2 separate regions of the Homo sapiens genome follow, and region 1 is linked to region 2. A link is a loop called in an ENCODE intact Hi-C map of the cell type or tissue named here. Cell type or tissue: PC-3. All regions are shown on one strand. Each heading gives the region's core, and the rest is flanking DNA. Links, peaks and the distances in the headings are about the cores only. Region 1 overlaps SMIM36 (small integral membrane protein 36). Region 2 has its middle 66 kb from the start of MMD.

Region 1 (15,327 bases), core at 3,178-11,177, 98 kb before region 2:
TTTAGATTGTGCATTCTAACCCACAGTAAATATTAAAGTGTTATGAATTGTTGAGCACCTAACAAGTGCTAGTCCCTTAAAAAACTAAAGTATGGCTTTAGTTCTTTATTTCAAATCCTCATGACAACGCTGCATGCCAGATTTTTAAAAATTTGTATGTATTTATTTATTTTTATTTATTTATTTAGAGACATAATCTCACTCTGTTGCCCAGGCTGGAGTGCAGTGGTTCTGTCATAGCTCACTGCAACTTCAAATTCCTAGGCTCAAATGATCCTCCCACTTCAGCCTCCTGAGTTACTAAGACTACAGGCACATGCCACCTGGCTAATTTTTTAAATTTTTGTAGGGATGAGGTCTTGCTACGTTGCTAAGGCTGGTCTTGAATTCCTGGCCTCAAATGATCCTCCTGCCTTGGCCTCCCAAAGTGCTGAGATTACAGGCATAAGCCACCATGCCCTGCACATGGCAGCTTTTATTAGCCCATTTTTCAGATGAGGAAATGAACAGCCAGAGGTTAATTAACTTAATGCTTATATTAACTTTATATACTTCTTATTAAGTATTAATAAGTATTAATTAACTTAATACTTATATTAACTTCATACTTTTAAGTATTAAGTGGGGAAGTCAATATTCAAACCCAAGTCTATCCATCTAAAACCAAGATTTAATCCAAGGCCATACACTTTCCACAACATCAAACTGCTTGCCCTAAAATCTGTCCAAAATTATTTCAAGCTAGACCTTTAACTATCTTCTTAACAAGTTACCCAGAAAAATATGAATTTGCCTATCACCATATCTACAATCTTTCCCATTTGTTACTCCAGATCAGTGGCTCAGTGGATCCCTAATGTAACCTACATTTGCAGCCTTCTTCCGTAAGAATTCTCTGCCCTGAATTGTTCTATTGACTAACCACATTACAGAATCAAAAACAGTATGATTTCAAGGAGACATTTAACTCATTCAATACCACCACTGGTGGGAGTCTGTACTTTCTGGTTTTTGGTTTTTGTTTTTGCTTTTTTGCCTCATTAAAGAAATGAAGATCATAAAAATGAATTATGTTTTTCTGGAAATTCATAGAAATGTGTTTGCTTTCTGTGTTTAAATATACAGTATAATTTATACATAAATAATTTACTTATGTTTTTTCTTTGTTTTTGTATTTGTTTTTGTTTTTTTGAGACAGGGTTTCACTCTGTTGTCCAGGCTGAAGTGCAGTGGCATGATCACAGCTCACTACAGCCTGGCACTCCTGGACTCAAGCAACTCTCCTGCTTCTCTATAATCAGTCCTCTTCCCCACCACAGTCCCTGGCAATCACTGATCTGATTTCTGTCCCTATAGTTTCACCTTTTCCAGAATGTCCTGTAAATGGGATTGTACAGTACATAGCCTGTTGAGTATGGCTTTTCCATTTAGTATTATGTGTTGAGATTTATCCATGTTGTTGCATGGATAATCATTTCTTTTTAGCAAGGATATTTTGAGAGTGTATAAGCAAGAGAAAAGACAGAAGGAAGAAAAATAGGACAATGCTTTGGGGGAGTAAGGTGATGTTGAGTCAAGAATCAGGTGTTTGGAAAATTGAACGCACTCAAAATATGGTGCAAATAATTATTGTAGATTTTTTCCCAAAGTCTAATGTACACAAATCTCTCCCTTCTACCTCTCCTGGGCTTTAGGTTAGAGTTAATTATACTTCTCAGTTCCCAATATCTTATTACCTTCAGTCTGTGCAAGGCCACACTCCTGCTTAATTTTATTATGTTTCTTAAGTTATTCTCTACACAAGTACAAATCTCCTTCTCCCAGATTTTCTCTTTAGCTCACTTGTTCACTATATGTGCTTAGGTACACATGGATTCTTAAATCCTACATAGTGCTAATTCATGTATTTATGGTTTTTTTTGTTTTTGTTTTTTTGAGACAGGGTCTCACTCTGTCACCCAGGCTGCAGTGCAGTGGCACAGTCTCGGCTCACTGGAAGCTCCGCCTCCTGGGTTCACGCCATTCTCCTGCCTCAGCCTCCCGAGTAGCTGGGACTACAGGCACCCACCACCATGCCCAGCTAATTTTTTTGTATTTTTTAGTAGAGATGGGTTTCACCGTTTTAGCCAGGATGGTCTCGATCTCCTGACCTCGTGATCTGCCCGCCTCGGCCTCCCAAAGTGCTGGGATTACAGGCGTGAGCCACTGCTCCCGGCCTATTTATATGTTTTAAATTTACGTAAATGGTATTTTATGCCATTACATAAATGGCATCAAGCTTGTGCTGTTTTGTTTTCACTTAGCATTATAGCTTTTTTGTTGTTGTTGTTCTTTTTTTTTGTTTTGTTTTTTGTTTTTTGTTTCCAGACAGAGTCTCACTCTTGTCGCCCAGGCTGGAATGCAGTGGCACAATCTAGGGTCACTGCATCCTCTGCTGCCCAGATTCAAGCGATTCTCCTGCCTCAGCCTCCCAAGTAGCTGGGATTACAGGCACCTGCCACCGCACCTGGCTAATTTTTGTAGTTTTAGTAGAGACAGGGTTTCACCATCTTGGCCAGGCTGGTCTTGAACTCCTGACCTTGTGATCCACCTGCCTCGGCCTCCCAAAGTGCTGGGGTTACAGGCGTGAGCCACCATGCCTGGCCAGCATTATGTTTTTAAGATCTATGGATGATGAGTTAACAACATATAGGACTTTGAAAACTGCAAAGACCTCTACAAATGTTACTACTACTAGTAGTGATAATAATACATAGTAACAATTTGTTCAATAAATATTTTTATGTTATTTATTTATTTGAGAAACAGGGTCTCACTCTGTTGCCCAGGCTGAGTGCAGTGGTGCTATCATAGCTTACTACAGCCACCAACCCCTAGGCACAATCCCCCTGCCTTAGCCTCCAAAGTCGCTGGGATTATAGGCACATGCCACCATGCCTAGCTTTTTATTTTATTTTTTGTAGAGACAGGGTCTTGCCATACTGCCAAAGCTGGTCTCGAATTTCTGGGCTCAAGCGCGCCTCCTGCCTTGGCCTCCCAAAGTGCTCCGATTACAGTTGTGACCATGCCCAGCCAAGAAATCATTTTTAGCATCTATTCTAGGCATGTTGCTAAACCTTTGGGGTAGAGAAATCATTTTAAAGGACATAGTTCCTTATGAAGGAAGACAGTAAACAAATAATTGCATAATCAACTATATAAATATGATAGCAGTAAGTCTAAAATTGTAAAGAACTGAACAGTATGAGGATTTCTAACAGTAGACCTACCCTCACCTTGAGATTCAGGGACAACTTCCCTGAGGCAAGGATAGTTATGCCAACTTTTGTCCCTTAAATTCAAATTCATAAAAGACCCATATATGCCACACATATTGGACATATACCAAATAGGTTTTGCCATATTTTCAGAAGGATAAATTTGAACAACAACAAAAAAAATCTAGGACCTAGCTGCAGAAAATTTGATCCAATGACTCTCTGGAGAGATGACTCAAGCCCAGGTCACCTAGAGATGACTTAGAACAACACAAAACATTCAAAACCGAATTAATCAATGGTGTGAGTCAACTTCTTATTCTGAAATGGGAATCCCCCTCTCAGGGCGTGTGATGGGGGTGGGGCTCGCATCTTCAGTGCCCCGCTGCTCAAACCTCTAGGGAAGCATACACACGGACAGGCTGTGGGGCTCCGACCCCATGGCAGTGTCTAGGGATGAATGTTAGTAGTGTATAGGGGTGAATGTTGACAGCTCCTGAGGCCCCAGTGGGCGTGTGTTACAGGGTGCTCTCAGTTTGCCATCTACAGACCACTTGAATTAACCAGCTCAATTAGACCCTCTTCCTTATCACAAGGACAGAGGGATTTCTGTACCCCGGGGTTTCTTGCCTTGGTGTACTGGAAGAAGCAAATCACACGTGGGCTTGGAGAATGAGTGTAAAATTTTATTGCGTGGAGGTAGCTCTCAGCGGACGGAGGATCCACAAGGGAGGTAGTCTTCCCCTGCAGTTGGGCCTCTCAGCAGCCCGGCTGTCCTCCCACTGCCCTGGCCAGACTGCCCTGGCCAGACTCCACTGCCTGCGGGCATGCTCTTCGGCCGCAGAGGAGGCATGCTCTTCTGCGAGCTCTTCTCAACGACCAGCTGCTTGTGTCTTCTTCAGCCGACGTGCTCCTTTTGATGTGTGGCTGCCCGCTAGGATGTGTGTGTGGTACGGGGCGGGGGGTGGGGGTGGAGAACGGTTATTATAGGTACAGGATGGGGCGTGGCAGGCCAGGGTGGTGTCGGGAAATGCAACAGTTGGGCAGGAAATGTCTGTCCTCACCTAGGTCCGTGGGGTGGATCCCTAACAAGGGACCACGCCCTCCTCTACCCTGCACTTCCCTTCCCCGGTTTCCTATTATTTAAAGAGACCAGGGTCTTCCCTTCCCAGCACTCCCATATTAATTCCACGCAAGTGGAAGTCACCAACAGCTACACCAGCATTGTCAGAAGGAATATTAATTAAACTGCTGTCGCTGCAGATTGTGACTGGGGGCCTGTTTGCTTGGATGTAGGAACAATTGGAGAAAGTGAGTAATAGAACATCCAGATAGCGGATCATGTCATTATTCTTGGTTTTACTGCTGAACTACACCAAATAATTGGTTCTAAAGAGAGAACAATAATCCAGGTTCACAATACAGAATTTATACCCCCAAACTAAGTAGTATATATTGCATTCATCTCCCTTTAATGTAAAGTAGGAAGGAGAAACAATAGAGAAAAGACACACTCTAAAAGCGGAGAGCACATACTCGCATGAAAATGTTCAGCTAGCAGGCAAATCCCAATTCTGTACCTCCACTAATCTCAAGAACAGGCATCATCCTTTGGATTAATGACATAGTCAAGTATTTTTCCCTTTAGTGAGATAGCCAGATAAAGATCTCTACAGATGTCAACATTTTTTTATTTTTTTAATTAACAAAAGGCCGGCGCGGTAGCTCAAGCCTTTAATCCCAGCACTTTGGGAGGCTGAGGTGGGGGGATTGCCTGAGGCCAGGAGTTCGAGACCAGCCTGGCCAATATAGTGAATCCCGTCTCTACTAAAAATACAAAAATTAGCTGGGCATGGTTGTGGGCGCCTGTAATCCCAGCTACTCGGGAGGCTGAAGCAGGAGAATGGCTTGAACCCGGGAGGCGGAGGTTGCAGTGAGCCAAGATCGCACCATTGCACTCCAGTCTGGACAACGAGAGCAAAATTCCGTCTCAAAAACAAAAAATAAAAATAAAAAAAATTTTTTTAAAGATCTCGAGAGCTGTCAATTTTATTTTATTCTATTCTTTTTTTTTTTTTTTTTTTGAGACGGAGTTTCACTCTTGTCACCCAAGCTGGAGTGCAATAGTGAGATCTCAGCTTACTGCAACCTCTGCCTCCTGGGTTCAAGCAATTATCCTGCCTCAGCCTCCTGAGTAGCTAGGACTACGGGTGCACACCACCATGCCCAGCTAATTTTTTTTGTATTTTTAGTAGGGATGGGGTTTCACCATATTGGCCAGGATGGTCTTGGTCTCCTGACCTCGTGATCCGCCCGTCTCAGCCTCCCGAAGTGCTGGGATCACAGGCATGAGCCACCACAACTGGCCCATTTATATATTTTCTAATAAGGCAGATTTATTTGAAAACTGCCTGGTTTATCCTTTTATCCTTTCCCAATCTACTCTTATGACCATGAATTAATCTCACAAAAATCTGTGTCCTCATGTTTGAGGAAAAACATTACATTATAACTGCTTACCCATTCGCAATCCTCTCACACAGGAAATCTGAAATCACTAACTGCTATGTAGGATTTATCAAAATGCTGGATGTTTAATGGTGCCTAAAAGACTAAAGGGCATGGCCTATTTTGAATGTACTTTGAAAGCCTCTCAATTTGCCTTTTTAATGTGTTGACATGAGTGGAGATTTAACACCAAGGGTGACCTGAAAGTAATGAAACTTATAATTAAGTCCCAAGAGAAAACCCACATAATTATTTTTTAGTATTCACCTTCCTGTTTGAATATGATTCACATTGAAAAATATTTATTGAACCTTCCTACTATATTCAAGAGAAACACAAACAAACACAGACTTAAACAGCCAAGTTCTTAATCTTGGGCCCTTAAACAGACTGTTTAACAATCACATTGTCCTTGAATGCCCATATCTCTAAATTAATTTGCGGAAAATTAGGGCTCAGGGCTTTCTTCAGATTCTCAAAGGCATCTGTGGCCTTAAGAAATTTAGGGATCACTGTCCTGGTTGTGCAATAAGTCATATGGAAGAATTGATGGATAGGTTTGTCTACTGTGGGAAAAAAGATGGAATGATAAATTGTTAAAGGTGAATTGGTACTTAAAAATCATCTAATCTGAATCAGACTTCTGTGCTTTACAGATGAGAAAACTGAGGCACAGCAGGGAAAGGTGACTTGCCCCTAGTACAGGAGACAATTAAGAATGGGCCGTAGCCCTCATTCTGGAACTATGGATGTGACTTGTATAGGGAAAATTAACTGCCATAAAACAATTACAGGAGAAGAAGCAAAAGAGTCCCTTTGCTTGGGAGGAACAAGAAAAGACCTGATGAGGGATATGGACTTTGAAACAGTTTCAAATGATCCTTTTTTTTTTTTTTTTTTTTTTTTTTTTTGAGACAGTTTTGCACTTGTTGCCCAGGCTGGAGTGCAATGGTGCGGTCTTGGCTCACTGCAACCTCCGCCTCCTGGGGTCAAGCTTTTCTCCCACCTCAGCCTCCCAGGTAGCTGGGATTACAGGTGCGTCCTACCACACTCAGCTAATTTTTGTATTTTTAGTAGAAACAGGGTTTCACCGTGTTGGCCAGGCTGGTCTCAAACTCTTGACCTCAAATGATCCATGTGCCTCGGCCTCCCAAAGTGCTGGGATTACAGGTGTGAGCCACCGCACCCAGCATGTTTTTTTTGTTTTTGTTTGTTTGTTTGTTTGTTTTTGTTTTTGAAACAGCTCTCCTTCTGTCACCCAGGCTGGAGTGCAGTGGCATGATCACAGCTCACTGCAGCCCGAACCTCCCGAATTCAAGCAATCCTCCCACTTCAGCCTTCCTGGAGTTGCTGAAACCACAGGCATGCTCCACCATGACTGGCTAATTTTTTTGATTTTTCGTAGAGACGAGGTCTCACTATGTTGCCCAAGCAGGTCCCAAACTCCTGGGCTCAACTGATCCTCCCACCTTGGCCTCCCAAGTTGCTGAGATTATAGGCATGAGCCACTGCACCCAGTCTCAAATGATATTAATAGATTTTAAGCGATTACGGAAGGCTAAGGTGACAGTGGATGGAATATGAGTGTCATCTAGGGAGAAAAAGCACAAAGCTAAGAATGTATGAATCCTGTTTGAACAACAGTGTGGGGAGGGGGGCAGCGTGGGGGTGGTGGGAGAGGAATAGAAGGAGATGAAATGAGGCCAGAGAGATAGGTGGCAATCCTGTTGCGAAAGGCATCGGAGACCAGATGAGGATTTACACTCTATACACAACACGGGTTAAAGAATCCACAAGCTACCATGTATTCCCTATCATATTTCCAAAGCCTTCTTTAAATGCTTGCACTTACTCAGCATTGGCAAACACTCATAAACACTGCTGGTGGGCTGTAAATCAGTACAACCTCTCCAGAGGGAAATTTGGAAATCAGTATCAAAATGCTTTGAAAAGGGCATAGCTTTTGACTGAGCAATGTCTCTTCCAGGAATTTATTCTAAGTAAACAATAATGAATGTGCACAGATAGTTCTCTCTAAGACTATCCATTGCAGTGTTTGTTCTAGTAATGAATAATGCAAAATTGCCTAATGCCCACACATAGGGAATACATTAAATTATGGTATCTCTTCACGATGAAAAAAAATATGGTCATTAAATCTCATGTTGTAGAACAGTAGTCACTGGCATGGGAAAATATTTATGATGCATCGTGAAGATTTTAAATTTGTTTTGATTATTTTACCTTCTGTATTATGTTTTCCTCAAATAAGAAGCCAGAGGTTTTAAACTTGCCTGTGCAAGTTTATCTTGCTTTATTTCACTAAAAATGTATTGTAAGCATAGAAAGCCCATAACACACTTTTTTAAAGCAAGTTTCACAGCAGTACGTATACTATCATCATTAATGTAAAAGGCGTGTAAATACATGTATATAGACTCAAAGGATACTCATTAAAATGTTAATGAGTGGTTATCCCCAGTTGTTAAATTAACATTAAAAATTTTTACTTTCTGTTGATCTATGTTTTCTAGGTCTTAAAAAATAACGTGTGATCCTTTTAAAAGCAAAACAATACAGGTATTCGTTTTGTGAGTTTTTTAACGGTAATCCCTGCAGCTTTTTTATTTTTTAGTGAGGAGGTAAATCCAGCCAGGATGATTGCTGACCTCAGCGGTTCTTTCTCTTTTGTAATGCACATCAAAATGCTACAGGACACTTTCCTTTCTCAGTTTTTCCTATCTTATTTTGAAAGCTTGTTTTGTCTGAGATAATTTATTTGGGGGCTTCATTTATCTCTTAACATTTCCTCCTTTTTAATAAACATCTTTCTAAACCCACTTTTTAAATATGAATATTCCAAAGACTCACACCAAACACCTACTTAAAACCAACTTCCTAGGAAAGTTACTTCTGGTTTTGTCAACAGTTCCATCGCTGCCCAGCTGACACTGGTGGTCAGCTGCTAATGACCCTTCCGCTGGAGAGAAGAGGAAGTGGGCTTGGCTCTAACTTGCCCTGATCCCCTTCCAGCCTGACATTTCTATGCACAGAGAACTAATGGAGTCAGACCAGACTGCAAATTCCCATGCTGCCATGCAGGTAGATATTTCCTAGAGAATCAGAGAGTTCTGCTACTAATCCTCAAAAGGGGAAAACACTAAGTTATTTCAGACATCACCCAATGAAGATCTATCCCACTGCCCTACTTAGTCTTGACCCAACTACTCTAAATATCTATTTTACTGTTAAAACCTGGGAATCTCCCATTAATAGTAGAACTAATAAATAAATTGTGGTGTATTCCTACCTGCAGGGGTGGGAGGGAACAGTAGGGGCTTCCAGGGGATCTGGTAATGTTCTGATTCTTGTTCTCAGTGCTAGTTATTAGCGTGTGTTCAACTTCTAAGAATCCACTCTATGTACACCAATGATATGTGCACTTTTGGCATATATGTTATACTTGAATAAAAAGTTTAAAAATACACTATTATTTTTAAAAACAACCTGGAAATCGTTACTGCCATTCCCAGAACAAAGATCCTGGTATATTTTATTTGGATCAGTGCTGAACTTGCCAAGAAACCTATGGGATGATTTATATGGTTTGCAGGCCTTTAAACGTGAAAGGAAGGCAGAAGAGTAGAAAACAGGAGTAACCTAAATGCTTCAAAACCTAACTGCATGGGTTCACTTTTTATTTATTTATTTATTTACTTACTTATTTATGTCACCCAGGCTGGGGTACAGCGGCTTGATCATAGCTCACTGCAGCCTCAAACTCCTGGGCTCAAGCCATCTTCCCGCCTCAGTCTTGCAAGTGGCTTGGGACTACAGGTGTTTACCACCAGGCCTGGCTAATTTAAAAATTTTGTTGTGTGTTGGGGATAGAGTGTCATTATGTTGTCCAGGCTGGCCTTGAACTCCTGGGCTCAAGTGATCTTTCTGCCTCAGCCTCCCTAAGTGCTGGGATTATGGGCATGAGCCAACCACACCCAGCCCGTGGTCTCACATTCTAAGGAACTGCCCAGGTGGTGTACTTCAGAGAAAAGGATGTGGTAAGAGTGTCCAAACACAGCCACCCATTCCTAGCCCTCCCTATGGAGACTTAGATCACTGAGCATCTTACTTCCCTCTCTATCAAAGTGTTGGGTTTTTAAAAAATTTATTTAGTGAGTGTTGACCTAATGGCTTTGTTGTCACTGGAATTATATGTCTAAGGAAAGACACAATTTACAGAGGAGGAGAGTACCCAAAATATACAGCAACGACTGACAGCATTATTTTTTCTATTAGAAAGCAAAGTCAAACATTTATAGGTCACTCTCAGGTCACCCAGAGACAGGATGTGAGCCAAGTGATGACAAAGCCCATTTTCTGGAACAGGATGGCCACTATGTGAGCAGAGCACGTGGAGGCAGCAGAGCTGGATCTTTCTGTGTGCTGTTCATGGCAAGCTCTTGATTTGTCCAGACTCACGGTCAAACTCCCCTTGAGAAGCTGAGAACTTGCTCCACTCTAAGTTACCTCCAGACAGAATTTGAAATCCATGGCCGAGGTCATAATCCCCCACCTCTCCAGCCCTATGAGTTTTCCTCCCCTATCACTATCACTACCCCAGCTCTGTTAGCAACTTCACTCTGCTGTTTATATACACGAAACTGTGTGTATACACACATACTGCTGCCTGGAGTCAACTGGATATTTTCAAATGAACTGGTGATTTAACTGGATTCAGCTGTTACCAGTTTCTACACCAAGAGTTCTCTAACTGTTCTGGGGAACATCTATATTCAGGAACATTTACACAAACTCCTGAACAATAGGATGTATGGCCAAATACACTTGGGCTTATTAAAACCATATGTGGGTCAAATATGCCAGGCTTATTAAAAGTGTTTCCTTTTTTTTTTTTTTTTTTTTTTGTAGAGATTGAGTCTTATGCTGTCACCCAGGCTGGAGTACAGTGGCCCAATCATAGCTTACTGCAGCCTCAAACTCCTGGGCTCAAGTGATCCTCCCTCCTCAGCCTCCCAAGTTGCTGAGGGCACCCACCACCTTGCCTGTCTAATTTTTAAAATCTTTTTATTTTTTGTGGCGACAAGGTCTCACTATGCTGCCCAGACTGGTCTCGAACTCCTGGCCTCAAGTGGTCCTCCTGCCTTGGCCTCCCAAAATGCTAGGATTACAGGCATCAGCCCCTGCATACAGTCTAAATTTAGTTTTCTTTAGAATTTTTCAGAGACTTTGATATGCATTGTTCAGGAGGAAAGAAAGAGTCTTAAATCTTTTGTGCAGGAAATATATAGTAAATTCCTTAGGTAGCCCAGTTTAGGAAAACTGGTAAATTCATTCATTCAACAGATATTTATTAAGTACCTACACTGTCAGGCACTGTGCCAGGTACAAAGAGGGTGTATCTTTCTCAAGAATTTTCATAGCATTTTTAATCTAGTGACAAGAGAAGACACTCAACAAATAAACAAGACTGTTTCAGCCTGTGATAAGAAACATATGGAGGAAACAGCCACTTCAAAGCCTCTGTGGGGAGCTATGTGAGCTGGAACTTGAAGATAAAACATAAGTCAGCCACAGGAAGAGCCATGGGGAAAGTATTCCAGGCAGACAAGAGCAAGTGCAAAGACACAAAGACAAGAAAGATCTTGGCCTGCTTCAAGGGCAACCCAAGGTCAGCCAGCTGGAGGTGCTGAAGGAGGGTGATGGATGGAGACACTGGTAGAAAATGAGGTTGGAGAAGGTGCGAGTATTGGATCATATAGGGTCCTGTTATGCCACCATCTGGAATTAGGGTCTTAGTCTATGGATGATAAGAAGCCATTAGGGGCTGGGCACAGTGGCTCACACCTGTAATCCCAGCACTTTGGGAGGCTGAGGAGAGCGGATTATGAGGTCAGGAGTTCGAGACCAGCCTGACCAACATGGTGAAACCCCATATCTACTAAAAATACAAAAATTAGCCAGGCGTGGTGGCGCATGCCTGTAATTCCAGCTACTCAAGAGGCTGAGGCAGGAGAATTGCTTGAACTCGGGAGGCGGAGGTTGCAGTGAGCCATGATCGTGCCACTGCACTTCAGCCTCGGTGACAGAGCGAGACTCCGTCTCAAAAAAAAAAGAAGCCACTATGGATCTTTAAGCAGAGAGTTGCTGGCAAAGGAGATGGAAAGAAGTGGGCAGATTAGAGATGTCTTCTTGGAGGTAAAGTTGGTGGACTCTCCAGTGTTACTGTGTAGACTCACGGGTGCCTAAACCTGTTGTCTACGCTCTGCCAGTATTGCCTTGTGCTTGTGAGCCTCTGTCTCCTAACTCAGCTGCAAGTTCCCTCTCTCTAGGCTGTAAGCAGAAAGCAAGGAGTACTATCTGGGTATTGCACCCGGGTTCCACGTCTGGGCTCACACTCAGCAACTGTGTAAATGTGGGCAAGTCGCTTCACTTCTCTGAGCCTCCACCATGTTCTCTGTGAAATGAAACCAAAGGAGACTAAGTGATCTACTTGCAACACTGTGAGATCCATGTTCTATGCTTCTGATGGCAGCAGAACTAGATAGAAAAGAATAAGGAATTTGCCCCACACCCCTTGAGAGAAAGCAACGAGGAAATGTAAAAGGTCAAAGATTAGATATGCTGTTAGTTTTCACTTGACTGCTGTAACAATTTAGCACACAATGAGTGTCTTAAAACAACAGAAATTTTTTTTCTTTCATATTCTAGAAGCCAGGAGTATGAAATCAAGGTGTCAGAGGGGCTGTACTCCCTCCGAAGGCTGCAGGAGAAAATCTATTGCTTGCCTCTTCTACCTTTTGGTGGTTCCAGGAGTTCCTTGGCTTGTGATCACATCACTGAAATCTTAACCTACCTGGTCATACTGCTGCCTCTTCTTCTCTCTCAAAACTTCTCCTGCCTCTCTTCATACTTGTGATTGCATTTAGGGTCCATCTGGGTACTCCAGGAAAAACTCCTACTGTCAAGATTTAACTTAATCATATCTTATGTCATATAAAGTCATGTTCAATATTTTACAACATAAAATAATAGTCACAGTTTCTGGAGATAAGGACATGGGCGTGTCTTTTGGGGGATCATCCTTCAATCCATTGCATCTATCTATCAGTGATCACCCCAACCCAAATAAACCCGCATAATATTTTCAGGTATCCATTTTTCCTTTTTCCAGGGTCCCTATTCCATGACTTTTGTTTCTTTCATTTCTCCTTCATAGTGCTCAATATTGGGCTTTGCACAGAGTAGACGGTTACTCAATGAGTGCTGCTCCCAAAAGAAACTTCCAGAAACCCTTTAGTAAGAGTATCCTGGGCCAGGCGCAGTGCCTCACTCCTGTAATCCCAGCATTTTGGGAGACCAAGGCGGGCAGGTCACTTGATGTCAGGAGTTCCAGGCCAGCCTAGCCAACATGGCGAAACCCCCTCTCTACTAAAGATACAAAAAAATGAGCTGGGCGTGGCAGCATGATTCTGTAGTCCCAGCTATTTGGGAGGCCGAAGCACGAGAATCACTTGAACTGGGGAGGTGGAGGTTGCAGTGAGCCTAGATTGCGCCACTGCACTCCAGCCTGGGCGTCAGAGCAAGACTCTGTCATAAAATAATAAAAATAATTTTAAAAAAGAGTATCCTATCCATTTCCCTTAAAACTCGAAGTTTGGAAAATCAGCTTTACACCAGTTGATCTGTAAGGCACAAAAGAACATACTTAGCTAGATGTAAAGTGATCAAGATTTTAGTCCCTACTCTAAACCAACTTGTTTATGACCCTGGATAGACAGGTCCCTCCAGCTGTCTAGACATTTGCTTTCTAAAGAGAGGGACTTACTACAGTTGGCTTCCCCAGAAGCCCTTATACCACTTACATTCCACAAGAATTCAAGAATAAATATGGTCTTTCTCAGGATCCTTTGAAATACATTATTTCCTTTAAGTTACAGAAGAAAAACACAACCTTTTGCCCTATCCTACTGCATATTGGCATGAAGTAGCTGCCCTAGAAGAAGAAAAGGATGAAGTGAGGTAAAACATCTTCATTTTCCAGTCCTGATGGCCCAGATCTGAACACTTGGGGCTTTTGCAATAAGGAGGGTCAAGTTTCAAAGATCGCTATCTCTGCAGTAAGCACTATTACCGTTTTGGAAAAAGTTAACAGATCCTTCAGCCAGCAAATATTCTTAGGCTTAGCAACATATAACTAACTGGATGTCTGTTTCTGTCTTCTACCCTCATCCTGCCCATCTCCCCCACCTCCCCCTCCCAACACCCGACCATATCCTCTGGAATACTTCCTCCCGTAAATAATTTGAAGAGCCAAGCATTAATTAGAGAAGTTATAACAGAGAAATCAAAAGAGGCACAGAAATAGGAAAAGAATTATCCGGTCCCTTTCATCACACTCCTTTACTTGGGCCTTAAAGGAAATATAAGAACTTTTGGCCAGGCGTGGTGGCTCAAGCCTGTAATCCCAGCACTTTGGGAGCCCGAGGCGGGTGGATCACGAGGTCAGGAGATCGAGACCATCCTGGCTAACACGGTGAAACCCTGTCTCTACTAAAAATACAAAAAAATTAGGCAGGCGTGGTGGCGGGCACCTGTAGTCCCAGCTACTTGGGAGGCTGAGGCAGGAGAATGGCGTGAACCCGGGAGGCGGAGCTTGCAGTGAGCCGAGATTGCCCCACTGCACTCCAGCCTGGGCAATAGAGCAAGACTCCATCTCAAAAATAAATAAAATAAATAAATAAATAAATAAATAAATAAATAACTTATGCCAGGGAGAAAAAAACATAGCATTAACTGAGCACCTACTATATACCAGGCCTTTTCCTGGTTATCTTACCCTCACAACAATCTGTGAAATAGATATTACATCCCCTTTAACAGATATGAACATAATAGCCAAAAGGTGGAAACAACTGAAATGTCCATTGATAGATGAACGGATAAAGAAAATGTGATATATATATATATATATAATGAAAGATTATTCAGTCTTAGAAAGGAATGAAATTCTGATACATGCTGCAACATGGATGAACCTTAAGACATTATGCTAAATGAAATGAACGATATACAAAAGGAGAAATATTATATGATTCCACTTACATGAGGTACCTAGAACAGGCAAGTTTTATAGAGACAGAAAGTAGAGTAGTGATTACCAGGGGCCACATGGAGGGGAATGGAAGTTATCATTCAATGGGCACAGAGTTTCTGCTTGGGATGATGAACCAGTTCTGGAAATGGATAGTGATGATGGTTGTACAACATTGCGAATGTTCTTAATGCTACTGAACCGTACACTTAAAAATGGTTAAAATGGGCTGGGTGCAGTGGCTCAAGCCTGTAATCCCAGCACTTTGGGAGGCCGAGGCGGGCGGATCACGAGGTCAGGAGATTGAGACCATCCTGGCTAACACGGTGAAACCCCGTCTCTACTAAAAATACAAAAAAATTAGCCGGGCGTGGTGGCGGACACCTGTAGTCCCTGCTACTCGGGAGGCTGAGGCAGGAGAATGGTGTGAACCCAGGAGGCGGAGCTTGC
Region 2 (15,327 bases), core at 2,368-10,367:
AAGGCCAAATTCTCTCTCCTTGAGCTGGGACATTCATCTTCTCCTGCTCTTGGACATCAGAACTCCTGGTTCCTGGGCCATTGCACTCTGGGACTTACACTAGCACTATCTTTCTCTCCAGGTTTTACCCCTGGCTCTCTGGAGTCTTATTCTTAGAGCCTGTGTTGATAGTCGTGTGTGTGTGTGTGTGTGTGTGTGTGTATGCATATGTGCATGTACACAAATCTACTCTCTGGCCTTCTCCACCCTGCTCTGTGCCTCTGTGCCCTGGCAGGGCTGACCCATATGCATCTGTGAGCTCATTTGCCTTTTGTGTTCCTGTTGGGCCCAGCCAATGGGATGCTCCTGCAGGAAATCAAAGGGCAAGAGGAGAATGAGGATGTCATATGTATGTCCCAGCTTTAGCCCAGCTGGATTGCTGTGGGTTGACTATGTCCCTCTATCAAAAGGCTGCCACTCCCACTGGGAGCCTTCTATGTTCAGCTCTCCTCTCAGGGTTCTGGAACTGCTCCTTCCTCTGTCTTCTTCAGCTCTGGGGAAAGTAAAGCTCCAACTGTTGTTAACCCTGGCAGAACTGCACTGTCTTTTTCTGTTTCCCTAAGCCTTGCCCACACCTTTGTAAATAGTCTCTTTATAAAATTCTGTTCAAACAACTTAGTTTGAATGTGCCATCAGATTCCTGCTGGGATCCTATAGCTTCTCCTGTACCTGAACTATAAATATTTAAATTCCTTGGGCTTTGGTCTTAGACCCTTTTCTTTCTATATTCTTCCTAGTTTGCTTCATTCACTTCTATTGTTGTATTCTGACACTCTAATAAACTATATCCCTGGCTGAGAACTCTCCTTTGATTTTGAGACTTGTATAGCCAGCTGCCTATTTGGAAGTCCTGTGGACAGCAGCCATACTAAAAGAGCATGCTCCATTACCTAGTGTAAGTATTACTGTCTGCCTAGCATCTGCCTATTACTATTGCCATTTCTGAGAGTCCATTGTTACAGCAGGACTCCAGCTATTCCACTCCAGGTCCTTCCCCTTACCCCCAATCTTTTGTATTGTCTCTTCTAAATTGGCCTCTACCCAAACGCAGTAGGGATAGTTTATTCAAAGTACAAGGTATTTTCAATTAAAAGAGGACTTTGTTCTGAAAGCTTATCAGGAGTTTAGAATTCTTCATGCTTTCCCCCACAGAACTTATGCTATAGCTTATGCCTTGATTTTTTGTTTACCTCACAAAGATTGCTGAAGGCGTATTGTACTTGTAAGCTTCTCAAGGGTGATGATTGTATCTAATTTATCTTTAAAAATAGCTTTATTGAGATAAGATTCAAATATCATGCAATTTGTCCACTAAAAGTAAATAACTCAATGTTTTTTAGTATATTCACAGTATACCATCATCACAATCTAATTTTAGAATATTTTCATTCCCTCCTGCAAAACAAATCCCATACCCATTAGCAGTCATTTTCTCATCCTACCACACCCCATTTCTAGGCAACCACGAATCTACTCTCTGTCTCTATAGGTTTGCCTATTTTGGACATTTCATATAAGTAGATTCATACAATATATGGTCTTTTGTGACTGGTGTCTCCCACTTAGCATAATATTTTTAAGGTTTATCATGTTGTAGTATATATTAGTACTTTATTGCTTTTTATTGCCAAATACTATTCTGTTGTATGGATATATGACTTTTGTTTATTCATTCACTCATTGATGGATGTTTAGCTTGTTTCCACTTTTTGGCTATAAGGAATAATGCTGCTATGAACATTATGTATTTTGTATAGAAATAAGTTTTCATTTCTCTTGGGTATATAGTTAGGAGTGGAATTTTCAGGTCATGTAGTAACACTATGCTTAACTTTTTGAATAACTGTCAAATAATTTTCCAAAACAGTTGTACCATTTTACATCCTTGATTAATAGATTTTTATTTCAGCACACTATATCTTCTTCCTGCTTTCTGGGCTCCACTGTTTCTGATGAGAAGCTCGTTTACATCTTACTGGATTTCTTTTGTATGTGATGAGGTGTTCTTCTTACTGTTTTCAAGATTATTTGTCTCTCAGCATTTAACTAGGAAGTGTTTGAGTGTGGGTCTTTTTGTGTTTATCTTATTTGGCATTTGTTGAGCTTCTTGAATGGATAGATCAATATTTTTCATCAATGTTGGGAAATTTTTAGCCATAATTTCTGTAATATTTTTGTCCCTTTCTCTCTCTCCTCTCCTTTTGGTGCTCTCATTACATGTATGTTGGTGTATTTCATGGCATTCCACATGTCTCTGAGGCTCTGTTTGTTTTTCTTAATTCTTTTTCCTCTCTCTTTATCAGATTGCATAATCTCTATCACTCTATCTTCAAGTTTGCCAATTCTTTCTTCTGACAGTTCAAGTCTGCTATTGAACCCTCTAGTGAATTATTCATTTTCACTACTGTACTTTTTAACTCCAGAATTTCCTTTCAGCTGTGTGTATGTGTGTGTGTGTGTGTGTGTGTGTAATTTCTCTTTACTGATCTTCTGTATTTGATGAGATATTTTTACCACATGAGAGCTCTTCAAAAAATTCATAGAAAATGCATACTATAAAAAACTATGCATGAATTTCAAACTTTTTTGCACCAAAATAAACTCACACTAACTTGTTATAACATGTCTGAACACGATCTAGTTTGAGACAATAGGAAGGATAAGACATCAGTTGGAAAAGAGTCCCATCAGAGAAATACAAATTCTGCTAAACTGAAGCTAGAACAAACATCAAATTTATGGTGAATCTTGGGTGGAAGAATGGTGAAATCACTGATGCTTTACAAAAAGTTTATGGAGACAATGCCCCAAAGAAATCAGTGGTTTACAAATAAATAAATACAGAAATCAGCAGTTTACAAATGGATAATTCTTTTTAAGAAGGGATAAGACTATGTTGAAGATGAAGCCTGCAGCAGCAGCCCATGAACATCAATTTGTAAAGAAAAAAATTAATATTGTTCATGCCCTAATTAAAGAGGACTGATAATTAACAGCAGGAACAATAGCCAACACCAACACCATAAATACCTCAATTAGTTTATCTTAAAAACTTCTGACTGCAAATTTTAAATTAAGCAAATTTTCTACTTTATGGGTGCCAGAACCATTTCACCCAGGTTAGCTGCAGACAAGAGCAGAGCTTTCAATGGAAATTTTAAATAAGTGGGATCAAGATCCTAAAGCATTTCTTCGAAGAACTGTAAAAGGAGATAAAACATGGCTTTACCAGTATGATCTTGAAGTCAAAGCAGAATTAAAGCAATGGCTACCAAGAGGTGGAAGTGGCAGTCAAAGAAAACATGGGGGTTGGGCGCAGAGCCTCAATCCTGCAATCCCAGCACTTTGGGAGCCCGAGGTGGGCAGATCACCTGAGGTCAGGAGTTCGAGGCCAGCCTGGCCAATGTGGCAAAATCCTGTTTCTACTAAAAATGTAAAAATTAGCCAGGTATGGTGTTGAGCACCTGTAACCCCAGCTACTTGGGAGGTTGAGGCAGGAGAACTGCTTGAATCCGGGAGGCGGAGGTTGCAGTGAGCCAAGATTGCACCACTGCACTCCAGCCTGAGCATCAGAGCAAGACTCCAGCTCAAAAAAAAAAAAAAAAAAGAAAAAAAAGAGAAGAGAAAAGAAAAAGAAAATGTGGGCTAGTTAAGAGCAAAGATAATGGCAAAAGTGTTTTGGGATGCTCAAAGCATTTTGCTTCTTGGCTTTCTGTAAGATCAAAGAACAATAACATCTACCTATTATGAGAGTGTTTTGAGAAAGTTAGCCAAAGCTTTGGCAGAAAAATGCCTAGGAAAGCTTCATCATAGAGTCCTCCTCTGCCACAAAGCTCCTGCTTATTCCTCTCAACAAACAAGTGAAATTTTGTAAGTTTAAATGGGAAATCTTTAAGCATACGCCCTCCAGTTCTGATTTGGCTACTTCTGACTTCTTTTCCCCACCTAATTTTAAACAATCTTTAAAGGACACCCATTTTTATTCAGTTAATAATATAAAAAAGACTGCACTGACATGGTTAAATTCCCAGGACCCTCAGTTCTTTAGGGATGGACTAAACTGCTGGTATCATCACTTACAAAATTGTTTTGACCTTGATGGAATTTATGTTGGGAAATAAAATTTATATTTCTTATTTTTACTGTTTGTTGCTTCCACTTTCCATGAACTTTTTGAAGTCTTCTCATACCTTTATTTTTATGCATGTTTTCTTAGAACTTATTTATAATAACTACTTTGAAGTCTTTGTCTGCTAAGTTCAACATCTGGGCCTTCTCTAAGGCTGTTTCTGTTGCCTGCTTTTATGGGTCATATTTCCCTGTTTCTTTTAATGTCTCACAACTTTTTACTGAAAACTGGACATTTTAGATCACATATCATAGCAATTCTGAATGCTGATTCTCTGGGGCTTGTTGTTTCCTTCGTCATTTGTTTAATAGCTAAGCTTAAGTAGTTCTTCAAAGTCTATTGCAGTGTGCAGCTTCTAATGTCCCTGCTTAGATTTTTTTCCCTTATTCTTATCTTTTTTTTTTTTTTTTTCCTGACAGAGTCTCACTCTTTCTCGCCCAGGCTGGAGTGCAATGGCACGATCTTGGCTCATTGCAACTTCTGCTTCCCATGTTCAAGTGATTCTTCCAGCTCAGCCTCCCGAGTAGCTGGGATTACAGCCACTCGCCATCATGCCCAGCTAATTTTTGTGCTTTTGTAGAGATGGTGTTTCACCATGTTGGCCAGGCTGGTCTCGAACTCCTGACTTCAGGGGATCTGCCGCCCCCGCCCTGCCACTTCGCCTCCCAAAGTGCTGGGATTACAGGCATGAGCCACCAAACCTGGCCCCCTTATTTTTATCTTTTAGCCTGGCTAGATAGGGGTTTTCTCTAGGTCAGCATAAGCCATTTACTAGTCAAAGGTTATGCCTCAGTGTCCTTAGTCTGTTAGGTTTTTTTACCCTTTACTGTCGGAAATGATATGTGTGATGTGGAGGCTCTTATCACAGTTCAGGGAGCTTACTACTTTTCTCCCGTGTTCACCTAGGAACTAGCAGCCTGGTGGTTCTCTCTCTGATTGCTTCTTGGAGGATGCAGCCTTGGGTATGCACATAGTCTTCCAGACTTTCAGGGATGACTATGATTTTATTTTTAAGCTTGGCTGTCTTGGAGTCACTCCTGCGCCAGAATAACATATTGTTCAGTCAGTTGTTAATCAGAAGTTGTGCTTATGCCCTTTTTACCAATAAAATTTCCACCCTATGTTGATGGGCCTGTGGGTGACTTGAGAAATGCTATGAAATCTGCCCCACATCCTGCTCTGATTTTTCCCAAGTGAGTGCAGCCTAGCACAGCCTTTCTGATTGGACTTGACTGTATGCATAGAAGGGCTCTTCTTGGCTGTCTCTTTCCGTGGTCTCCCTATTAAACTTCTGAATACTCTGCTATTTTGTTTGTATACGCACATACCAGCTGCCTCTTCATTGCTCTCCCAACAAGATTACCATTATTTTTAAGAATGCTCTTACGTATGGAGTTCACCCTTTGTTCCAAATAAAGTCAGTCTCCTCAGGCAGAGCTATGGTGTTTTGCTCTTTGTGGCCTGCCTTTCCCACTAGGTAGAGCACCTGTGCCACTGCACTGAAGCTGGAACAGAGATCCTCTTTCCCCAGAGTGACATCCCTGCTCCATGACTAGGTACTGGGGTTGGGGAGTGTGGAGACCCCTTATCTTCTCATCTTACCTCTCCCAGCATGTAACCTCTCACTTGCAAGTGAACTGAGGTGTAGGAAATCAGTCCTCCAGTATTCTTGACTTGCTGTGCCTACAGCAGAGCTTCCACCTTATAACTGGGGGTTGGATGACACTTCTTGGCATACTCATGTGGAACAGAACTTCTGCAGACTGGGGCTTAGTGGAGTGAGAAATACTAGCATCCTGTCTTTTTTAGGGTGAAACCATAGCCTCAAACTAGGATGTAGAGAGAGATGGAGCCCTGTCTTGGCTGCTCATATACTGGGTAGAGTTTCCATAATAAGGAAGAAGATTAATGGGCAAATCGCAGCTCAAATGCCACAGACTCTTGCTATTATGATTGAAATTTTAAAGATTTTCTTGAATTAATGTTTCTTATTTGCTGTATGGCCCTTACAACACTTTCCAGACACTTTAAATGATGGATATTTTAAATAATTTTCTCTAATTCGATTGTTGTTTTGCTGGGGAAAGAGTCCACCAAACTTGTTATTCCATTCTCCCAGAAGTCCCACCTCTTAATTCCTCTTTATATATTCACCATAATATCTCTTTGCACCTAATATAGAAGTGAAAAGCACAAGCTCCAGTGTAACCAGCCTGAATTCAAGTCTCTAGTCTGCCACTTGTTAGCTGTGTTACTTAGCACATGTTATTAAACTAATAGTAGCTACCTCAGGGGATTGTGGTGAGAGTAAATGAGCTAATCCATTGAAAATGCCTAGCATGGTATTTGTCTCAGAGTTAGGCATCCCCTAAAGGATGGCTGTCATGTTCATCTTGGTAACCCTGCATGATGACAGATTGCCACAAGGGGGCACCAAGAACCATGTATAATGATGAAGGACTAGAGGGATTCAGTTAGGTCGCTCTAGCAGTTACATTTGTAGGCTCACGTTTACATTTGTAAGCCAGCCAGAGGTAGGTATTTTCCCAGAAAACAAAAGAAAGAGGTTGAAGGCATGTTATAAACATTGCCATACCATTTCCTACAGAAGATGGAAATTCAGGATCCTTCCTAAACATCACCAAGCCATTTCCCCAACTTGGAAGCTTAGCTAAGCAAAAGGAACTATGCTGTGAAAGGGGGAGTGTCTCTTGATTTGCAAGGTACTTTCCTGTGTACAAGGCACTGTTCCATGAGTTGAGGGGATTCAAAGGCTCCCTTAAGGAGCAATCAACTGTAGTAAGTTGGCATTTACTTATTGAGTGTCTGCCATGTGCTAAGGATTCTCAATAGCTTAAGGCATCATTATGCCATTCCTTTTGTTTTTATTGAAGAGTTCCCCAGAGGCTTGGCTGAGGATTTAGCCCATGTCCAGAGGATGATAAAAAGTCAACAGACAATCTGGAGCAGGGAGAGGACAACTTAATGAAGAATGAATTTAGCATGATTGATTGATTGATTTTTATTTTATTTTATTTTTTTTTGAGACAAGGTCTCACTCTGTCACCCAGGCTGGAGTGCAGTCCTGCGATCTCAGCTCACAGCAACCTGTCTCCCAGGTTCGATAAATTCTTCTGCCTCAGCCACCTGAATAGCTGGCATTACAGGAACACACCACCACACCTGGCTAATTTTTACATTTTTAGTAGAGACGGGGTTTTGCCACGTTGACTAAGCTGGTCTCGAACTCCTGACCTCAAGTGATCCACCTGCCTCGGCCTCCCAAAGTGCTAGGATTACAGGTATGAGCCACTGCGGCCAGCCAGAATGAATTTAGCTCGATTTATTTAGAGTGGAGTGCAGGAAAGAAGAGCGTCAAAGGCCAGGGATGCCCATGGCAATGTTGAAACAGATTGATGTGAAGTCAAACACTATTAAAGCAGAAATTCCTAATATAATTAAATTTTAAGAGAAATCACAATAGTTAACAGAAATAAAAATGAAGCTGTTGTTCTGGCTGAAACAAGAGTAGCAAGCCTGGGTCTCCATCTACTAAGCTGCTTTCTCACCTTCTAACAGTCCAGAAAATGGTAGTTTTTGAAAACGGAATAGAATGTTGGAAGAATCTTGGGTGCATCTCTGTGTAATACAGTTTGAAACCCACTCTAATGGTTCAAACAGTAAGGTGAATGGATGAAGACCCAGGATAAAGGATGGTTGTGAGGATGGAGAAAATGAGGCAGAAGGATGATCCAACGCCTTCACCCCAGCTGCCTCAGGGCACGCTCGGCTCAGTCACAGCTGCATCCTTTTCACTTTGCATCCTTCTTTGCAGTATTTCTCCTGTTTTTCTTCTCATTCTGTCCATTGCTTCATGCTAGTCTAGGATCAGGGTCTGAGCCCAATTTGTGGCATTAATCGTGTTTCTTGTCTTTAGTTATAATTCATATTTGCCTCTCCCCTCCTGGAAATAACCCAGTCTTCTCATGGACCTGGGAAGCCACTGTGTTGTTAGGATTTTTTAGCTTTTGTGAAAATGAGAAAAAGAAAGAATGAAGAGCATCTAGCAACTGATTATATATATCAGTTTGAAATACATATATGTATGTTTATACACACCTGCACGCGTGTGCACACACACACACACACACACACACACATTACTTGCCTGGGATTAAATAGCTAACTAGGAAGTGGCAGAGCCAGGGCTTAAACTGACATCTGTCTGACTCCAAAGCTCTTATGCTTGGTATTTATGGATTCTAAGCTTCTTTGCCTGTTTTCCAGACCATCCATATTTGAGGCCCCTCTAACAATCCTATCCTATTTCACATTTCTAGTCAATAGACATCTACCAACTTGAATGCAGTTAGGAAGCCTTTTGTACACAGCATTATTGTACATTCTCAGGTCAATATCTTAGTTTGAGGATTACACTTTATTCCATTAAATTCAGCAAATATTTATTGGGTGATTACTGTCTATCAGGTACTGAATAATAGAAAAAAATACAGAGAGAGATTAACTGATTTCAAAGCACTTTCATACTTTATCTCATTGAATCTGCATAGAAACTTCATAAAGTAGTTATGGCAGGTAAAATTATCCCAATATTCCAGATAAGCAAACTAAGGTTCAGACAGTTTGACTGTCTAATGTCACACAAATCTTACCAATTCACCAAGGTCCAGCTAAGAATCTCCTGCACTAAGTCTTCTTTCAAGAAGTTATGGCAGTGATGTGGCTCTATAGTTAGCAGCTTCCTGATTTGGTTTCTGGCAGTAACATCAGCAGCTCTCCTAAGCAGAGTGATCTTAGGGGCTGGGAGCTGTTCTTAGAAACTTAACTAGGAACCTGATCCTTGGACCTTCCCAACCATTAGTAATTCATTTAATACCTGGGAATAATTTCTTAGTTTTTAAAACCGTCTGCAGTGGTTTCTAAGGTCTATAATTGGACCCTAAATGGTAAAATTACTAGCTAAAAATAATGAAGAAAAAAAGAAATAAAAATAACCATTATCAAGGTCATTCTTCCCTCATTCAGAAAAAAAAGAACTGCAGGAGAGGAAAGATAGCTGTGTAGTTAAATACCATTTCTGCTCAGTGACTTGCAGAAAAGTGTTGACTTTGTATCCTGTAATCTACCCTCCTCATCCAGTTTCTATCTAGGGTATCTCTGATAGAGAACCTTTTGCACAATCCCAAGAGCAGGCACCTCTTTCATTTATAGGCAATCACATATTAAGCCAAAATGTGTCTCCCTGTCACTTGTACCCACGGGTACTACCTATCTCCATCTTTGAGAGCTAGATAAAATTGCACTTCTTTTTATAGAAGCCCTTTCAAAAATATTTTTGACCCCTATCAGACCAGCTAAAGTTTTTCTTTCCAACCGGGTATGGTGGCTCACATCTGTAACCTGAGCACTTTGGGTGTGCATGATATATCTTTTTCTATCTTTTTACTTTCAATTTGTTTATGTCTTTGAATCTGCAGTTTGCCTCTTGCAGACAGCATGTAGTTGGATCCTGTGATTTTTAGTTTTTTTAAATTCATTCTGCCAATCTCTGCCTTTTGATTGGAGTGTTTAATCTACTTATATTTAATATAATTACTGATAAGGTAGAATTTACTTAGGCCATTTTGCTATTTGTTTTCTATACAGCCTATCTTTTTTATTTTTCTGTTCTTCAATTGTTGCCTTGTTTTGTGTTACACAGATATTTTCTAGTGTACCATTTATATTTCCCATGTCATGTCTTATACTATATATATTTTTAGTTATTTTCTTAGTGGCTGCTCTGGAGATTACATTCAACACTTTAATTTTTAACAATCTAATTTGGATTAATCCCAATTTAATTTCAATAGTATACAAAAAACTGTGTCTACAGATCTCCATTTTCTCCCCCCTCCTTTGTGCTATTACTGTTATAATTATACATTATAAATCCATCAACACAGTTTTATAGTCATTGTTTTATAGAGATGTCTTATAAATCACATAGAAAAAGAAAAGAATTACAAACAAAAGTACATTCATACTACATTTTATATTTATCTATGTAGTTACTTTTACTCATGTTCCTTATTTTTTCTTCATGAGTATTTGAGCAAGTCTTCTTTCCTGTCAGCCTGAAGGACTCTTGGTAGTATTTCTTACAGGGCAGGTCTGCTGGTAATACATTCTTTTTTTTTTTTTTTTTTTGAAAAACCTGTCAATGTGTGGTTTTCTCGTTTATTTTTGAAGGATAGTGTTTTTGGTGAATACAGAATTCATTTTTTTTTTTTTTTTTTAAGAGACAGGATTTCACGTCATTGCCAAGGCTGGAGTGCAGCATCATGATCATAGCTCCTTGTAAACTTGAATCACTTCCTGGGCTGAAGTGATTCTCCTGCCCCAGTTTCCCAAGTAGCTTAGGACTATGGGCATGCATCACCACCCCTGGCTAATTAAAAAAAGAAGAATAGACATAGGGCCTCACTATGTTTTCCAGGCTAGTCTTGAGCTCCTGGCCTCAAACAATCCTCTTGAGGCCTCTTTTTCTTTCTGTACTCTGAATAAGGCCTCCATGGTTCCTGATGAGAAATCAGTTGTTAATATTATTGAAGATCACTTGTACATAATGAGTTGCTTCTCTTTTGCTGCTTTCAAGATTCTCCGTCTTTGGCATTTGACAGTTTGATTTTAATGTGTCTAGGTGTAGCTCTCTTACATTTATCCTACTTAGAGTTTATTGAGCTTCCTAGATGTGCAGATAAATGTTTTTCATCAAATCTGGGAAGTTTTTGGCCATTATTTCCTCAGATATTCTTTCTTCCCCCTTTTTCTCTTGTTTCTTCTGGAACTATCATTATGTGTATGTTGGTGAGCTTGATGGTGTCTCACAGGTCTCTGAAGCTTTGTTTTTCTCAATTCTTTTACTTTCTGTTCTCAGACTGGATAATTGCAAGCAGCCCATCTTCAAATTCATTGATTCGTTCTTTCCGCTCACTCAAGTCTGCCATTGAATTTCTCATTTCAGCTATTGTACTTTTCAACTCTAGAGCCTCTATTTTATTACCTTCTTATAAATTCTATAGCTTTATTAATATTCTACATTTGGTGAAGCATGTTCTCATTTAAAATAATACTTTGATTTTATTTATATTTATTTATTTATTTGAGACAGGATCTCACTCTGTTACCCAGGCTGGTGTGCAGTGGTGAGATCATAACTCATTGCAGTGTTGACCTCCTAGGCTCAAATGACCCTTCCATCTCAGCCTCAACCAGTAGCTGGGACCACAGGTGTGCACCATCACGCCTGGCTAATTTTTGTTTTTGTTTTTTTAGAGACACGGTCTTGCTATGTTGCCCAGGCTGGTCTCAAACTGCTGAGCTCAAGTGATCCTCCTGCCTTGGCCTCCCAAAGTGCTGGGATTACAGGCACTAGCCACCATGACTGGCCTTTATTTTATTCTTTACACCTGGTTTTCTTTAGGTCTGTAAGCATATTGATAGTAGTTGATTTAAATCCTTTGTCTAGTAAATCTAACATCTGGGTTTCCTCAGAGAAAGTTTCCATTAAGTACCTTTTTCTCTGTATATGGGCCATGCTGTCCTTTCCTTCCATGTCTCATAATTTTTTATTGAAGACTGGATATTTTAAATGATATAATGTGGCAACCCTGGAAATCAGATTCCTTTCTTCTCCAGAGCTTGTTATTGTTGCTGTTTGTTTTTGTTGTTGTATTGTTTGCTTATATCGTGACTTTTATAAATTAACTCTGTGAAGTCTCCACTTAGTTAGTTTAGTGGCTAGTAATGATTGGACACAAATTTCCCTAAGTGCCTGGCATTAATAAGTTTCTTAGCTTTTGCCAAAGGGCTCTCTCTATGTGTTGCAATGTGTATTCAGTGCTCTGGCAGGCAGTCTATAATGCTGTCTTAGCCTTCACTTCCTATTTCTGCAAAGCCTCAAGGTCCACCAAAGGCAAGAGATTAGGGCCTTCTCAGATCTTTCCTGGGCATAAACCTGAACATGTGTATGGCCTTCTAGATTCCCAGAAATACCCTGGAACTTTTAAAAGTCCTTTGTGGGCAGTTTATGTGTCAGGTTTTCCTTTAAAGACTTCTGTCAGCCTCTTGTTTTTCCCAAATGTTTTCTCTGCTTCAGGCAGATGTAATGTTTAACAATTACCGGTGATTGTTGATTTCAACAAACGTTCCAGGCCATTTACATTGAGCCAGCTCTGAGTCTGGTTACATAAAGACAAGCTCTGAGAGTAGAGGTTTCCAGGGAGTTACCAGACAGGTCAAATAGTGACAATTCTCTAAAGATGAGGCTTTTAGGGTGCTCCAAACATGTTCTGCTTTCTCTAGTGGCTGCTAGGATGCTGATTTTCACCACTACCATGGTTGTGAGGCTGCTGGTTTTCAAGGCTCTTGTGATGCTGAGGAGAGGGGGATGGGAGTAGGACAAGTTAAAATGCCACAGGGCTCTTTGTTCTTATTGAGATTCAATCATTTTCCCTGAATAATTACTCCTTGTATTGTTGCAAATCTTTGGTTAATTTCCAGAGTTCTGAGAAGTTGATTATAACAATTTTTGGCCAATGTCTCATTGCTTTTATGGAGAAACAGATTTTGCAGAGGTTCTTACTCTGCCACTGTGAATGTCAGAACCCTCAGTTGCAGTATTTTCTAAGTAACCACATCACCTTGCTCACTCATACTTCACTTGTAGTCACCAGAATCCCTGAGTTTTTTGTTATCAACCACTGGTTACTCCTTCTTGTGGTTGATTGTTTTAAGTAGGTTTAAGACATTTCATTTTTGCTAACTAAATTTCATTTTCTTAATTTTTGTTATAGTTCCAGGATAAATTATTTTGAATCCTGACATCAATAAGATTTTTTTTTAAGTTTCTTTTAAGTCATAGATAACATTACTGGTCAAATCAGTGCATAGATCAGCTTTTTGGGTTTATTTATTTATTTATTTATTTATTTATTTATTTTAAGTCAGAATCTTGCTCTTTCACTCAGGTGGGATTGCAGTGGTGTGATCTTGGCTCACTGCAGTCTCTGCCTCCCAGGCTCAAGTGATTCTTGTGCCTCAGCCTCCGAAGTAGCTAAGACTACGGGCTCACACTACCGTTCCCAGCTAATTTTTGTATTTTTAGTAGAGACAGGGTTTTACCATGTTGGCCAGGCTGATCTCGAATTCCTCCTCTACTGGATATCCCCTCCAGGGGCACATTTGTTCCATTAACTTGTTTTGAAATATGTGTCTATTTTCAAATTGTATCTCTAACATGACAAAATCTTACCAGTAAGACAACTTTTTCTAAAAAGGAAAGTTGGTTTCTAATGATTTATTCATAGTGAATTTTCCCAACTCTTACTGTTTACTATTTCTTTACTCTTCACACATCATTTGCTTCTACAAAATATTATACTAACTGAAGTATCAGGGATCCATCATTGTTTTTGAAAAGTGGGGCAGACATCTTTCTATCCTCAATTTTCTAGGCTCTCTTTCATTTCCCCACACATTTCTCAAAGGGCAATAGTAATTGTGTGAGAATTCAATTTGCAACCTTAGCAATCTTGTCCCTGGTGAAGGAACGGCCAGGAAGAACATAGTCTGGGAGAAAACCAGCTACACTGGTGGGTTCCAATATGGGCACCCTGGGCAGCTAACAGATAGCTGTTGGTGAGATGTGGAAAATCAACCACATTGGAGTTCCAAACCACACTCACAGGGATATGGGGTGGTTCAGGGCTGGCTATTTTTGTAATCATGACAGCACCCAGTCAGTAACTAGTGGATGGAGTAGGGAGGATCTAGCGCTCCCCACCCCCCAGGAGAGGGAATTGGGTGAGCATGCTGTAGGATAATAAAGCCCAGCCAAGGTGACTGAAATTCAGAGCTGGAGCTTCAGATCCAGTGCCTAAGACAGGAGTCCTGCCCAGTGAACTAGGCCAACTATGCTGGAACAGAGGGCACTAACCCTATTGAGACCCACTGCTGACATGTTTCCTGTCTGTCTCAGGACGGTTCCAATGAAGCGTGGAGCATCTGTGATTCCAATCCTGAGGGGTAAAAGAAGGCAGGAGCTACCCAGAAATACGACTTTTGAGAGTTTGCACAGTATAATGGAAATAAAGATTTGGGGAGGCTAAGTAGACTGTAGTCAAATCCCTTGGCAAGTTACTTGATATCTTTGAGTTTTAAGTTCCTCATTGATAAAATAAGGATAATAATATCTCTCTTGCAGGATTTGTATGAAGGAAAAAGTTATACCTCAAGGACTCAACATGCAAGAGGCCCAGGAGGGGAATTTCATTTCGCACGTCCATTTTTTTCTCAGAGCAATTTCCCATCTTTACTACCAGATGGCGCCCGTGAGCAGTGCCGCCCTTCCCTATGGCTTTTATTTCCACTCTTCGGGCGCTAGGTAATCTTCCTCTCTCTTAGTACTCAGGCTGGCATTTAAAATCCAGTGTTGCACACAGACTTTGTGTTTCTAATCCATCTGCTCCATGAAGAACTGTGAAACCCAGAAATACCTATTTCTAGCCAGACACCCATTTCTCCAATAGGATTTTTCAGATGATAAGGCTTTGTGATATAACTATGCAGCTGGGCATTCAAAAGAAGTCAAACAACCCTTAATTAAGAATCTGGTTTTTTGTACATTTACCCCCACTATAAGAGTGTAGAGACTTAAAGGTCAGGCCCTGTAGGTTTGAATCTCAATGTTAGCATTAGGTGGGTGACCTTGGACAAATTATTTGGCCTCTCTAAATCTCACTTTCTTCATCTATGAAATGGTTGTAATAACAGTAGCTGCTTCATAGGATTGCTGTGAGGTTAAATGAGATAACATACATAGGATACTCAACACAAAACCTGGCACACAGTAAGTGCTTACTAAGTGTAAGCAATTATACTAACAAGAGCCTGAGCTTTGAAGTCAGATGAAAACAGATTTGACTCCTAGCTCTTCGACTTAAAAATTGCATGATCTTAAATAAGTTATGTAACCTTTCTGAGCCCCACTTGCCTCAACAGTGCAAGATTAGTATGAATATGCAGAGACACATATGCGATACCTTTTACTTTTTATTTGTATTATGACCCATTTCAAACAGGATTTGTGCTTACCT

What was found. A loop is a pair of places that touch in the nucleus more often than their neighbours do. Peaks named below come from ENCODE experiments on the same cell type or tissue, not always from the same donor. Only the 100,000 strongest peaks of a DNase experiment are listed, where the experiment ranks them.
Region 1: it touches region 2 in a loop (2.7-fold over the local background); 2 of 110 quality-filtered maps call a loop at or near these places.

Annotation. Positions count from the first base shown.
Region 1 is chr17:55,447,466-55,462,792 of GRCh38, reverse strand. SMIM36 (small integral membrane protein 36) reads left to right here. Exons shown (of 5, transcript NM_001395421.2): 5 at 12,495-12,937. Among named protein-coding and RNA genes, the nearest start is that of MMD, 33 kb to the right of the region's middle. RefSeq lists an enhancer at 3,626-3,735. In PC-3, for the core only: no CTCF peak of the experiment used is centred there; DNase peaks (open chromatin) are centred at 3,522, 7,682, 9,832 and 10,132; H3K4me3 peaks cover 364 bases; H3K27ac peaks cover 4,185 bases.
Region 2 is chr17:55,348,183-55,363,509 of GRCh38, reverse strand. No RefSeq gene overlaps it. Among named protein-coding and RNA genes, the nearest start is that of MMD, 66 kb to the left of the region's middle. In PC-3, for the core only: CTCF peaks have their summits at 6,379 and 6,589 (motif pointing right); a DNase peak (open chromatin) is centred at 6,589.